Regions from separate parts of the Homo sapiens genome. Here all the other regions are linked to region 1. A link is a contact called in ENCODE Hi-C or POLR2A ChIA-PET data. All regions are on one chromosome and are shown on one strand. The core of a region is the stretch at or near the end of the contact, and the rest is flanking DNA. Distances in the headings are between cores, read along the strand shown. Region 1 overlaps LOC105377572 (a long non-coding RNA gene). Region 2 holds the start of TENM3-AS1 (TENM3 antisense RNA 1). Region 3 holds the start of TENM3 (teneurin transmembrane protein 3).

What was found. A loop is a pair of places that touch in the nucleus more often than their neighbours do. ChIA-PET counts read pairs that join two places held with the same protein, here RNA polymerase II (POLR2A). Pooled maps may share reads with other maps.
Region 2: a map of prostate gland shows a loop between it and region 1 (4-fold over the local background). The contact joins the promoter of TENM3-AS1 here to the enhancer-like site in region 1. A Hi-C loop is called at or near these places in 6 of 168 maps with a recorded cell type or tissue (Caco-2, MCF 10A, gastrocnemius medialis and 3 more) and 1 of 50 pooled maps. POLR2A ChIA-PET finds 5 or more read pairs at or near these places in 4 of 52 experiments (H1, HEK293T, MCF 10A and 1 more).
Region 3: a loop to region 1 is called in a map of Caco-2, with 5 times the contacts of the local background. The contact joins the promoter of TENM3 here to the enhancer-like site in region 1. A Hi-C loop is called at or near these places in 4 of 168 maps with a recorded cell type or tissue (Caco-2, mesothelial cell of epicardium, prostate gland and 1 more). POLR2A ChIA-PET finds 5 or more read pairs at or near these places in 2 of 52 experiments (Caco-2 and MCF 10A).

Annotation. Positions count from the first base shown.
Region 1 is chr4:182,206,624-182,210,385 of GRCh38, reverse strand. It overlaps LOC105377572 (a long non-coding RNA gene), which reads left to right. Exons shown (of 3, transcript XR_007058400.1): 3 at 1-3,762. It also overlaps a transcript of TENM3 not described here. Among named protein-coding and RNA genes, the nearest start is that of TENM3, 35 kb to the left of the region's middle. RefSeq lists an enhancer at 1,169-1,670 and a silencer at 2,745-2,944. Within about 2 kb of position 2,110, at least 2 of the 41 ENCODE cell types and tissues checked have a DNase peak (open chromatin) inside an H3K27ac peak, as active enhancers do; they include mammary epithelial cell, where a contact is called at or near this core.
Region 2 is chr4:182,143,265-182,147,026 of GRCh38, reverse strand. TENM3-AS1 (TENM3 antisense RNA 1) reads left to right here and starts at 2,512. Exons shown (of 5, transcript NR_125905.1): 1 at 2,512-2,688; 2 at 2,887-2,980; 3 at 3,183-3,324; 4 at 3,482-3,589. It also overlaps a transcript of TENM3 not described here. RefSeq lists an enhancer at 1,267-2,255.
Region 3 is chr4:182,241,563-182,245,324 of GRCh38, reverse strand. TENM3 (teneurin transmembrane protein 3) reads right to left here and starts at 1,923. Exons shown (of 28, transcript NM_001080477.4): 1 at 1,849-1,923.

The sequences.
Region 1 (3,762 bases), core at 861-3,360:
GAGGAGAGAGTAACAGGAAGGCCACTGAGTAAAATGGGTTGGGGGGAAAAGAAGCCTATTTTGAACAAACTTTGGTTTTCAATGTTGAGGTGCTGAATTCAAGGAAAATGCTTGCAATCCAAGTGAAGTGAAATCTGTAGCATGTGAGACCAGTGTAAAGGAGACCTCTCTGAAGGGGAGAGGTCAGAGCTGATGGTGTCGGTGTGACCGTCCATCCGCCCGAGGGTGTGAGAGCAGGGGATCTAGAGAGAAAAGCAGGGTGTGGCATGTAGTGTTGCCAGCACTCATCATTTGGCAGGAGGGAGAGGGAAAGAGAAACCTAGATGAAACAGGATTCATGGCGGAGGATGCGGCACAGGGAGGCTGGGGAGGGCTGGAGGTTGTGGATGCTGTGGGGACCACAGCTGCGGAGACACCTCACACTCTATGACACAGCCTGGGTGTAGAGGAGTGGACTGAGACATGAATGAGTTAATTCTACCCCACCTCCCCCTGCAGATGACTTCACTCACCTAGGTCTCATCAACTGAGAGAGAGAGCCAGTCTTGGATCTCATTCTCTTGAGAATTGAATACCCATCAGTACCCCCACGGGCTGCTATGTTCGTGCACCTTCAGATTCCATCTACCTCTCAAAGCCCCAGACTCCTACCCCAGGCAAGGTCCTATTCAGCTACTGTACTCCCAAGCCCAGTTAATACCCCCATCAAATGGTAACAGACGCATTTACACAATTACTAACTGTGCCTGAAGAATTCTCCCAGGCCACCAGGTAATGTTTCTTCAAGAACTTTACTCGGCTATACCTTAAGACCTTAAGATATATCGGCAAAGAGGAGCTATTCTGGTGCGAAGGGGGCTCCTAGCAGTGTCAAAGGACAAGCAGAGGTTTAGGACAGCAAAGACTGGGTCTGCCAGCAGGAGTCTTGGCAGCCTTTGAGTGTAGCTTTGATCTAGTGGTGGGGACGGGAGCTCTACTGCATGAGCATGCACAGTGGGGCCACACGCACACAAGGTGCCTGGGAAGCACCTGCCTTGAGTGTGGGGGATGGGATGGGAGGTAGAGCATGGCAGTGTCAAAACAACGATTTTTTTTTTTTTTTTAAAGAGGGACAGCTGGGCTGGATGCGGTGGCTCACGCCTGTAATCCCAGCACTTTGGGAGGCCAAGGAGGGTAGATCACTTGAGGTCAGGAGTTCGAGACCAGCCTGACCAACGTGGTGAAACCCCGTTGCTACTAAAAATACAAAAATTGGCCGGGCATGGTGCCGCGCACCTGTAATCCCAGCTACCTGGGAGGCTGAGGCAGGAGAATGGCTTGAACGCAGAGGCGGAGGTTGCAGTGAGCTGAGACTGTGCCACCGCACTCCAGCCTGGGCGACAAGGGCGAAACTCCATCTCAAAAAAAAAAAAACAAAAAAAAAGAGGGACAGCTGAGCCCATGTGAATGTGAAGGCTGAATTGAAGGACGTCATGGAAAGTGACAGCTGGATTTCCAAAAGATAGGAAATATACTTTGACCACTAAACCAACGTTGCAACAGAGGCAAGCACAGGTTTGATCAGATGAGCCTGAGAACCTCTGGTGGAGTCTGGGCTCTGCAGGTCTAAGAGGCCACCGCAGTGACATGAAATCAGCTGCTCCCAAGAACACACTTTGAGCAAAGCCCCCTTCTAGGACATACTATGGTCCTGTGGGCCAAATCCAGCCTGCTGCCTACTTTTATATGGCCCTTGAGCTCAGAATGGTTTTTGATAAGAAATGCTACCTTTGAACTCTAATTAGGCAAAATGTCAACTCTCCCCCACAACAATCCATTCTTCTCATTAGTAGACCTGTATTACATTTAAAAAGTATACCCTTTCATTACTACTATATTAAAATTTTGTCAGTAAAATGTGTGGAAATGTGTGGAATACTTTCACACTATTCTTAATTTGTACTCCTGGCCTGCAAAGCCTAAAATACTATCTGTCCCTTTACGGAAATTGTTTGCTGACTCCTGCCCTAGAGTCTTCATGAGAAGTAATTGTTGCTCTTGAGATGAGAGAAACACAGGCAGATTCCCAGAAAGTGAATCATGAGCATATTCATAGAAACTGACGTGTTAAGGTACATTCAGATCTGGCATCTGACTTCTTAATGGGGTGATTACCCAGTGCTTTTTATTATTTTGAAAAGTCAAGTTCTTTTACTTCTCACAAATACTTAACATCATAAAGCATTTATAAAGTACAAAGTCTCCTGCTAGAAAAAGGCATGTTGGACATTAACTCTGTGCTTAAGCAGCTTGCATTATTAAAAAATATCTACAACAGAAAGGGAAAGGCCAACTCTCTTTTGCAACACTTACATTTTTAAGGCTTATGAAACTGACAAAACTTCTGAGGAAACACACGACTTCAAGGACATTCTCTTGTAAATTACAGCAACAGCAGCAGCAGCATTTTTAACCAGATGACCATTTGAGATAACTTAAACTGCTGGAAAGGTATTTTAAGCACAGCTGTGATGCCAAAAGAAGGTACCAAAGGCAGAGCTTTGGTAGAACACAATACATTACAAAAGATGAAAGTCTAAAGTGATGACAATAATAAATTCCTGTTTTCCAGAAAATCGGCATTTTTAGGAGTTCTAAAGTTAATGCACTTAAAATACTTTTGATCATATTTTTCCCAAGCTTTTACATATTAAGAAATTTTCAGACACCCAAAATTTGCTTTATAAGTAGTTCTTAGAAAGACTAAAGGAGCTGTATAGTTATTTTAAAATCCACCCTAAGTGATGTGTAAGTTACTTAGCTGGCAGCTTCAATTTGTAATATGCACTCCCCAAAAAAGCAGGGGGAGCATCAGCTATAATTTTAATAACAGCTCTGCCCCGCCACATATCTTTTTGCATGGGCTGGGAAGCATGCTCACCCTGTGCTAAGAGCTTAAGCTTTGGAGTCCTGTTTAGATAAAGCACTTACATTTAAAAATGAAGTAAATAACTTAATGTGTAAGTAGAAAAAGCTCCCAGCTTAGTTATAAAATATGACATACCAAGTGAACCTAGAGCTGCCTAAATAAGTGTTTTACATTTTCCAGCAGGCTGAACTATGAAAAGCAACTAGAGGACATTCTCCCCCTTGAAGATAATCACTTTTATTGTTGCCGGGTCAAAGATTCAGATTCCACGCAGCAACCTCTGACTAAAGAACAGCAAGTCCTTTCAGGTCAGAAAGTCCAATATGCAGCCCCCTCAGAAGCATAGCATAATAGTCCTAAAATAACAAGCATACATGTAGCTTTCTTAATTTGCCCTGCTGGGTTCCTGTAATAAGTACTTAACAACTGTAGGCTCTGAGCAGCTCAGCAGACATCAACAAGACCATTTGCCAGATGATTTAGCAAACAAATTTCCGAGCATCTCATGCTTATGTTGAGTGCGTGACATTAGCAAACATGCAGGGACTTAGAGATAATAATAGTAGATAGGAATTTTACAAATTAAAAAGAGAGAGAAAGAAAGAACGGGAATTTTGAAGTCTAGAGAATTTAGGCTGATATGCCAAATTCTCTGGCTAGAATGAAGTCCCCCAGATGAATACTCAGTAACTTCTGCTAATTTTTTACTCCTTGAGCAAATAATCTGAAATTGAGTTATTGGGAAGGGACAAAAACTCTGGAATGACTTCCAGGGGAGGAAGAAAAGAATAGAAACCACCTTATTTTTTAGCACAAGTAACTGACATGAAGCAAGCACAAAACACGAAAGGTTC
Region 2 (3,762 bases), core at 1,263-3,762, 64 kb after region 1:
TCAAAGATAAGCATCCTTATCTTTCTTTGTCTTCACCCTAATAAGGCAGGTTCCCTTTTCTAACCAAAAGACTGATGACACGCCTACAGAATCATAGTAAGAAAAGCCTCAATAATTTACCTAAAACATCTTTCTAGAAAATAAACACAGCCATGCAAAATAATCCCGTTTGGAGGAATAACTAGTCACAATTCCATAAATCTATCTGCTTTATTCCCAATAATCAAGTAATCCTCATTAGGGTGCATAGGTTGCTAACATAAAGCTATTGGCACAGGGGGTTCACAGAGTTTTCCAAATATATAAACGTTAGCATGGTGATTAGTACAACTACATTTTTTATAAAAACTGTGCAGTGCATGTAAAATGTGTGTTTGATTTGAACTACTTTTTCTAACTATTCTTTTCTAAGTTATTTAACATAAGATATATTTGTTTACTATTAGAAAAAAATCTTTGATTAAGAGGAATAATAAAATTCGTGTAAGAAAAAAAGAACAAGATTGTTAAGGGAAATGCAACAGGAAGAGATACAGACAATCCTGAAATACACAATAGAATAACTAAACTCATTATAAACTCCTATCTTTGAAGAATTTAGGAATAATTTGTGAATGCCATGACATTTTAAAGTGGGATTAGCAAGTCTTATTACTGAACTAACCTCTCACTCTTAGATCAAGAATTAAATATTTACTCTGCATTTAGAATTACAAATCCAAACTTTCAGGGCTCATACAAGAATTTTATATATTAAGATATACATGCTCGAAGTTTTAGATAATTAAAAGTGTATTAAGGAATGCACAAAGCAAGATTGTTGAATTTATAAAATCTTGTTTTAATTGAAATATTAAAATAGATAATTATTATTACACAGTTGCTCTTAATTCTAAAGTCAGTCTGTTCTCAATATATTAATACATAAAGACTACAAATACTTCTCCAAGTAGGCAGTGGGGAAAAAGGGATATGCGTCATTATTTTAAAGAAATTCACTAAGGGATCAAATCACCAAGTTCTGTTCAGTTACAATACCATCTTTTGGGATACTCTTCCAAGCTTTCCAGAGATGCCATATCCACCTTTTTTCTTTTGACAAGAGAAGGGAAAGGTAATGCCTCAACATATGTCTATTTCTAGTGAAAAGACCACCCAGTGGATTCTGCCAGAGTCTACCAATGTTTGACAAAATACATTGTCAGAAGATAAGAAATAGAGCATGATGAAGAGACAGTCCTGTTCTCGGGCATCCCAGCCGTCTGGGGCCCTGTAAAAAGTCTAGGACAGCTCTCAGCCTTTCATTTCCATTGCACCTCCTCACACGTACCTGGAAACTTTTCTCTACCTCCAAATTACAGTGACTTGGGGAAACACACGTGTGTGATGTATTACACGGTACAAGTACTTGTTACCCTCTCTCTACAATAAAAATTAACAAGTTACCACTCCAGCTACCTTAAAGGTGAGGCAGTAAGAATGGAATCCAAGCTGCATAGTAAGATGCTCAGCAAAGATCAATCAGACACAACCCGCCTCAACCTAAAATACGTGAAGCTCTTTGTAATCGGTTGTAAAACACGAGAGGGACTTAGAATCTCAGTTGCAGGCTCATAAATTCGTAATTTTTGAAACGCCCAGCTCAGGATATTTTGTGTGTGTTTCCAACCCCATCCAGAGTTTCCCGATCAAGTTTCAGCCGTGATCCACCACTCCCCACGCTACCCCTCGCCCCGCACTCTCCCTCCTTCACTCCTTTTCAACTTGGCTCCCTGATCGCTGCAGAAGCCTTCTGTCCCCTGCCTGCCCCGGAAAGCGGTGACATCCCGGGGCTTTCCGCTCGCTGGAAGCCCCCCAGGATCCTGTTAAGACGCCCCCGCAGAAGACGCGGGGCCTCGCCACACATCGGGGGCCGAAGAGGACCTGGCGGGCTCCCCTCCCCGCCCCCACTGGGCGCCCAGCCTCCGGACTGCCTTCCTCAGGGACCCCGGGGCTCCCCAGTACGGGGGCGCGGCGCCTGGCTCCCCGGGCGAGAGGCGCCGGCGAAGTTCCCACCTGAGCCGGCGGCCGGAGGTGGCTGGCGCGAGGGCGGGGCGGGGACGGGGAGGCCGGACCGTGGAGAGAATCCGCGCGCTGAGAAGATGTCCCCGCGTCCGCCGCCTCCCGGGGCCACGCGCCGTCCCAGCTCGCGCCCGCCAGCTCCCGGCGCCGCGGCCCGGCACTAGGACCCCATAAAGGAAGGAGGGCGCGCCGGCGGCGGCGCCGCACTTACCGCGCTCGGCTCGCCCGCGCCGCCGGCTCGCTCCCCGGCAGCAGCCGCCGCGTCCGCCCGAGCCGCGCGCACACCGCGCCGGGCCAAATTCAAAGGAGCCGGGCGCGGGGGAGGGGGGCCCCGCCGAGGGAGCGGGGAGCGGGCGCCGGCGGGGCGGGGGCGGGGAGGGGGCGCGAGTGTTACAACTTCCTTCCCTGCCCGCCCCCGGCCGCGCGGCCCGGGGACGCGGGAGGGGAGGGCGCCCGCGCGCCAATGAGTTCACTTTCTTTCTCTCCCCCGCGCTCCCCCTCTCCCCGCCCGCCGGCCCCTCCAGCCTCCTCCAAGGCGGCGGACCAGGCCGGGCCGGAGTTTTCGGGGTTCAGCCCGCGAGCGGGAGGACCGGGGAGGCGAGGGAGGAGGAAGGCGAGAAGGGCCAGGTGAGGAGGCCCGCGGGACGCCCGGCCAGGGAGCGGCATCCAGGACCGTAATTGTGCGGCGGGGGACGCGCCGGGCCGAGTGTGCCCGAGCCCGGGCGCGTACACGTGTCCGTGTGTGTGTGTGTGTGTGTGTGTGCGGGAGTGTGCGAGGGAGAGGAGGAGAGGAGAGGAGCCTACCATGCGCTTCCCCCGGTGCAGATCGCGGGAGAGCCCAATCACGGGGCGAGCTGGACCTGGCTGTGATCATTTATAATCCTTGACTCCTCCGCTCCGCCACTTGTCAAGATGACAGGTACTTTATTTCTTCTTCTTCTTTATTCAAAAAAAGAGATTCCCCGTTTACTGCCTTTTTCTGTCAAATGGGATTTGCCGGACTGAACCACGTTCGCCGCCCCTCCCTCCTTCCCTCCTCCCGGCCGCGTCGGGTTCGGGAAAGCACCGAGGCTCCCATGCTGTGACCAATCAGTGCCTTTACTACTCTCGCCGTGATTTAGGGGTCATCCGTGAATAACACTTCACGCTGATGAATGGCTCTTGCCGGCTTTCGGCTCTGATGAGGGGTCTGCCCGCCGCCGATTGAAAACACTAATGAACTTACTGCGCCATTTGAAATTCACACGCACCAACAAAATGGGGGTACGTGCGTGGGGGTCTGTCCTTTTCTGCTGCGGGTGGCGGGGAGGCGGCCCTGGGGGAGGGGGCGGGTAATTGCTTTGGACTTAAGTGGAAACACTTCTCTGTGTAATCAAACCTCTAACCTTCTTAGAAAACTACTTTTCTTGATCTTCCGTAGGGTGGGCATTTCAGGTCAGCTGAGTCACCCGAGGAGGTGGCAGTGCAAGACACTGCCGGGAAGACGGATTCCGAGGCAGAAGGGTGTAATTAAGGATTTCCACCCCCGGTAGGCGGCCCGTCCTTTGCAGAGCCTCTGAAAATGACCCGCGCCTTCCTTTCCACAGTGTTCTTTCGTCCGAGACCGAAAAGCGCAAATGACCTTTGGACAGGGAAGGGAGGCAGTAAACACTCAGACTTCCTTACCAGCCCCTGGTGGGCACTGCAGCAGAACAATTGTCT
Region 3 (3,762 bases), core at 674-3,173, 35 kb before region 1:
AATGATGCCGGAGGATGCTACATCACATGAGACAGAGCAAAGTTGCTGGAGCCACTCTCTCAAGAGGACTCTGGGGCTGGAAACAATTGTGTCTTGTTCCCTGACACAGTCTTGGGAAACAAAGCCCATGGATTAAGTAAACTCACCCAATGATCCCATCCTGGGCAAAAAGAGAATGATTCCAGCATGCAGACCCTCAGTATTCCCATAGCAAGTGACCTCTGCCCATTAAACAAACAATAGCACAGCCTAACACTCGATTGTTTTGAATGTTTCTGAAGCCTTTGCTTCATTCCCAAAACACTAGAAAGTATCACTGCAGAGGATTAAAAGCATTCATTGATTATGGAATGTAGACATTACAATAAAAAGAGACTCTAGAAATTTAATTTTGTGAAGAAATGCAAGATTCTCATTAATTTAATTAGAACATAAATAACATCAAGCATAGCTAATAAAGTTCAACATGATTTGATTTGCATGAGGCTCTATTAATGTAAGAAGTAAAGTGATATTTGCAAACTCTCAGAAAGCTGGACAGTTGGAATGGTTTCCTAAACAGCTATCTATTAGGCTACACAAAACTTGGTTTTTCTTTCCATATGTTACACATCATGAGAATTACACAAATCTATGACAGGGACAAAAGTGTTCCTGGACCACTGGAGGGAAGAGCCTGGGAACTGAGGATTCCAGGAGACCCGTCTTCCTCTTCATATTCTCCTCTTGTCCATCAGTTTAGGAGCCAGGCTAAAGCTGAGGCATCTTAAAATTTCGGAATGGGAAGGAAAAATAACATTAGCTACCCTGGAGGCTGTGGAAATAAATGCATCTGAATGCAAAGGACAGTGACTTGCAGGCTGCCTGAGATCCAATAAAAGCCTCATCAGAAGTAGCTGTCAATCACTCTAACATGTATGGCTGGTTCCAATAATTCTACCAGTCAAGATAATAAAATTTCAGAACACTAAATCAGCTCACAGCAAACCAGTTAAAAATATTTTGTGATCGCCGTGACCACCATGGTGGTCTAATACCCTGGGTTATATGTTTTAATAGAAAACACAAATGAGGCCGGGCGCGGTGGCTCACGCCTGTAATCCCAGCACTTTGGGAGGCCGAGGCGGGCGGATCACGAGGTCAGGAGATCGAGACCATCCCGGCTAAAATGGTGAAACCCCGTCTCTACTAAAAATACAAAAAATTAGCCGGGCGTGGTGGCGGGCGCCTGTAGTCCCAGCTACTCGGGAGGCTGAGGCAGGAGAATGGCGTGAACCCGGGAGGCGGAGCTTGCAGTGAGCCGAGGTCACGCCACTGCACTCCAGCCTGGGCGACAGAGCGAGATTCCGTCTCAAAAAAAAAAAAAAAAAAAAAAAAAGAAAACACAAATGATTCCATTCTTGGAAGAGTCTATCAGTTAGCACTTTGAGAAGACAGTCAGCCCTGAGTGCCCTGCCTCTCTTTCATTTCCTTTCCTAAGTACTGGAACCTCAGTCACAAAAGAAAACCAATATTTAAGTCAACAGACATACATTTAAAATTATTTCGCTGATGTGACTATGAATTTTACTTATAAAACAAGGACGTGCTGAATAGTTCACAGTATTTTTGGTGTGTTCATTTCAAGCATCTTGAACTGCTCTTTTCCTCAGCTTCCGTGTCCCAACACTGCCCAGATTTGCCCTCTCCATCTTCAACTACTTTTTTCCAGTCTCCTTTTTAGACTTGTCTGCCCTCCCCAGTTTCCAATACCTCGATACTCTCTTCTCATCTTCTCCTCCTTTTCTTCTAGGCTGTCTCATCCGTGCCCTCAATTCCCACCTCTCTACAGATGACTCAGCAACTTACCTTTAGTTTATCCTTAGTTCAGACTTCTCCTCCAAGCTCCAGACCCATCTAAAAGCCTTCATGGCCAGGTGCGATGGCTCATGCCTGTAATCACAGCACTTTGAGAGGCCGAGGTGGGCGGATCACTTGAGGTCAGGAAATCATGACCAGCCTGGCCAACATGGTGAAACCCCGCCTCTACTAAAAATACAAAAATTATCTGGGCGTGGTGGTGCATGCCTGTAATCCCAGCTACTCAGGAGGCTGAGGCAGGGGAATTGCTTGAACCCGGGAGGTGGAAGTCTCAATGCGCCAAGATCACCCAACTGCACTCCAGCCTGAGCGACAAGAGCGAAACTCTGTCTCAAATAAATAAATAAATAAAAGCCTATGTGACATTTACCCTTAAGACATTCTAAACACATCTCCAATACATCTAAAGTTGAATTCATTGTAGCCTCTCTACCACATAGTCGCCCTGGAATGCTTCTAATCTCAGTGAATGACATCACCGCCCAATTATGCAAGTCAGAAACCTAGTGATTATCTTGCTTACCTCTCTCTTAGCCTCCGCTTCTAATACATTATCAACTCTTGTCAATTTTATTTCCATCTCTGATAAGCACTACCCACATACAGGCTACCATCATCTCTCATCTGAACCACCACGGTAGGAAGATCTAGGGTACAGTTCAGAGAAAGCAATCAGGCAGGAAAACCAGTAAGTTTTATTGTTTGAGACAGGGCCTCAGTCTGTCACCCAGGCTGGAGTGCACTGGCGCAATCTCAGCTCAATGCAACCTCGACTTCCCAGGCTCAGGTGATTCTCCCACCTCAGTCTCCCAGGTAGCTGGAACCACAGGCAAGTGCCACCACATCGGGTTAATTTTTGTATTTTTTGTAGAGACGGGTTTTCACCATGTTGCCCAGGCTGGTCTCAAACTCCTGGGCTCAAGCAATTCACCCACCTCAGCCTCCCAAAGGGCTGGGGTTATAAGCATGAGCCACCGTGCTGGGCCACCAAGAAGTTTTAAGAAGGCAAATTGACTGGATTAAGAAAATGTGGCACATATACACCATGGAATACTATGCAGTCATAAAAAAGGATGAGTTCATGTCCTTTGTAGGGATGTGGATGAAGCTGGAAACCATCATTCTCAGCAAACTATTGCAAGGAAAAAAAAACAAACACCGCATGTTCTCACTCATAGGTGGGAACTGAACAATGAGAACACTTGGACACAGGAAGGGGAACATTACACACCGGGGCCTGTCATGGGGTGGGGGAAGTGGGGAGGGATAGCATTAGGAGATATACCTAATGTAAATGACGAGTTATTGGGTGCAGCACACCAACATGGCACATGTATATATATGTAACAAACCTGCACCTTGTGCACATGTATATATATGTAACAAACCTGCACCTTGTGCACATGTACCCTAGAACTTAAAGTAAAATAAAAAAAAAAAAAGAGAGAGGAAAAAAAAAAAGAAGGCAAATTGGTGGAAAAGGCATGTGGCTGACAGTGGAGAAAACAGATGAGAGCAAAACTGAAAAGGGTCCACTGGCTTCAGGAATAAAGAGGTTATTTGTGACCACGGAGAGTCATTTCAGTGGAGAAGCGTTTTTAAAAGAACGGTCAAGCCTTGTGCATTTTACCTGTCTGGAAAAAGAAAGGGAAAAGGAAAGCCGGGCCCAGTGGCTCATGCCTGTAATCCCAGCACTTTGGGAGGCCGAGGCAGGTGGATCACGAGGTCAGGAGTTCAAGACCAGCCTGACCAACATGGGAAAACCCGTCTCTACTAAAAATACAAAAATTAGCTGGGCATGGTGGCACATGCCTGTAGTCCCAGCTACTCAGGAGGCTGAGGCAGGAGGCCTGAACCTGAGAGGCGGAGGTTGCAGTGAGCCAAGATCGCAGCATAGCAACA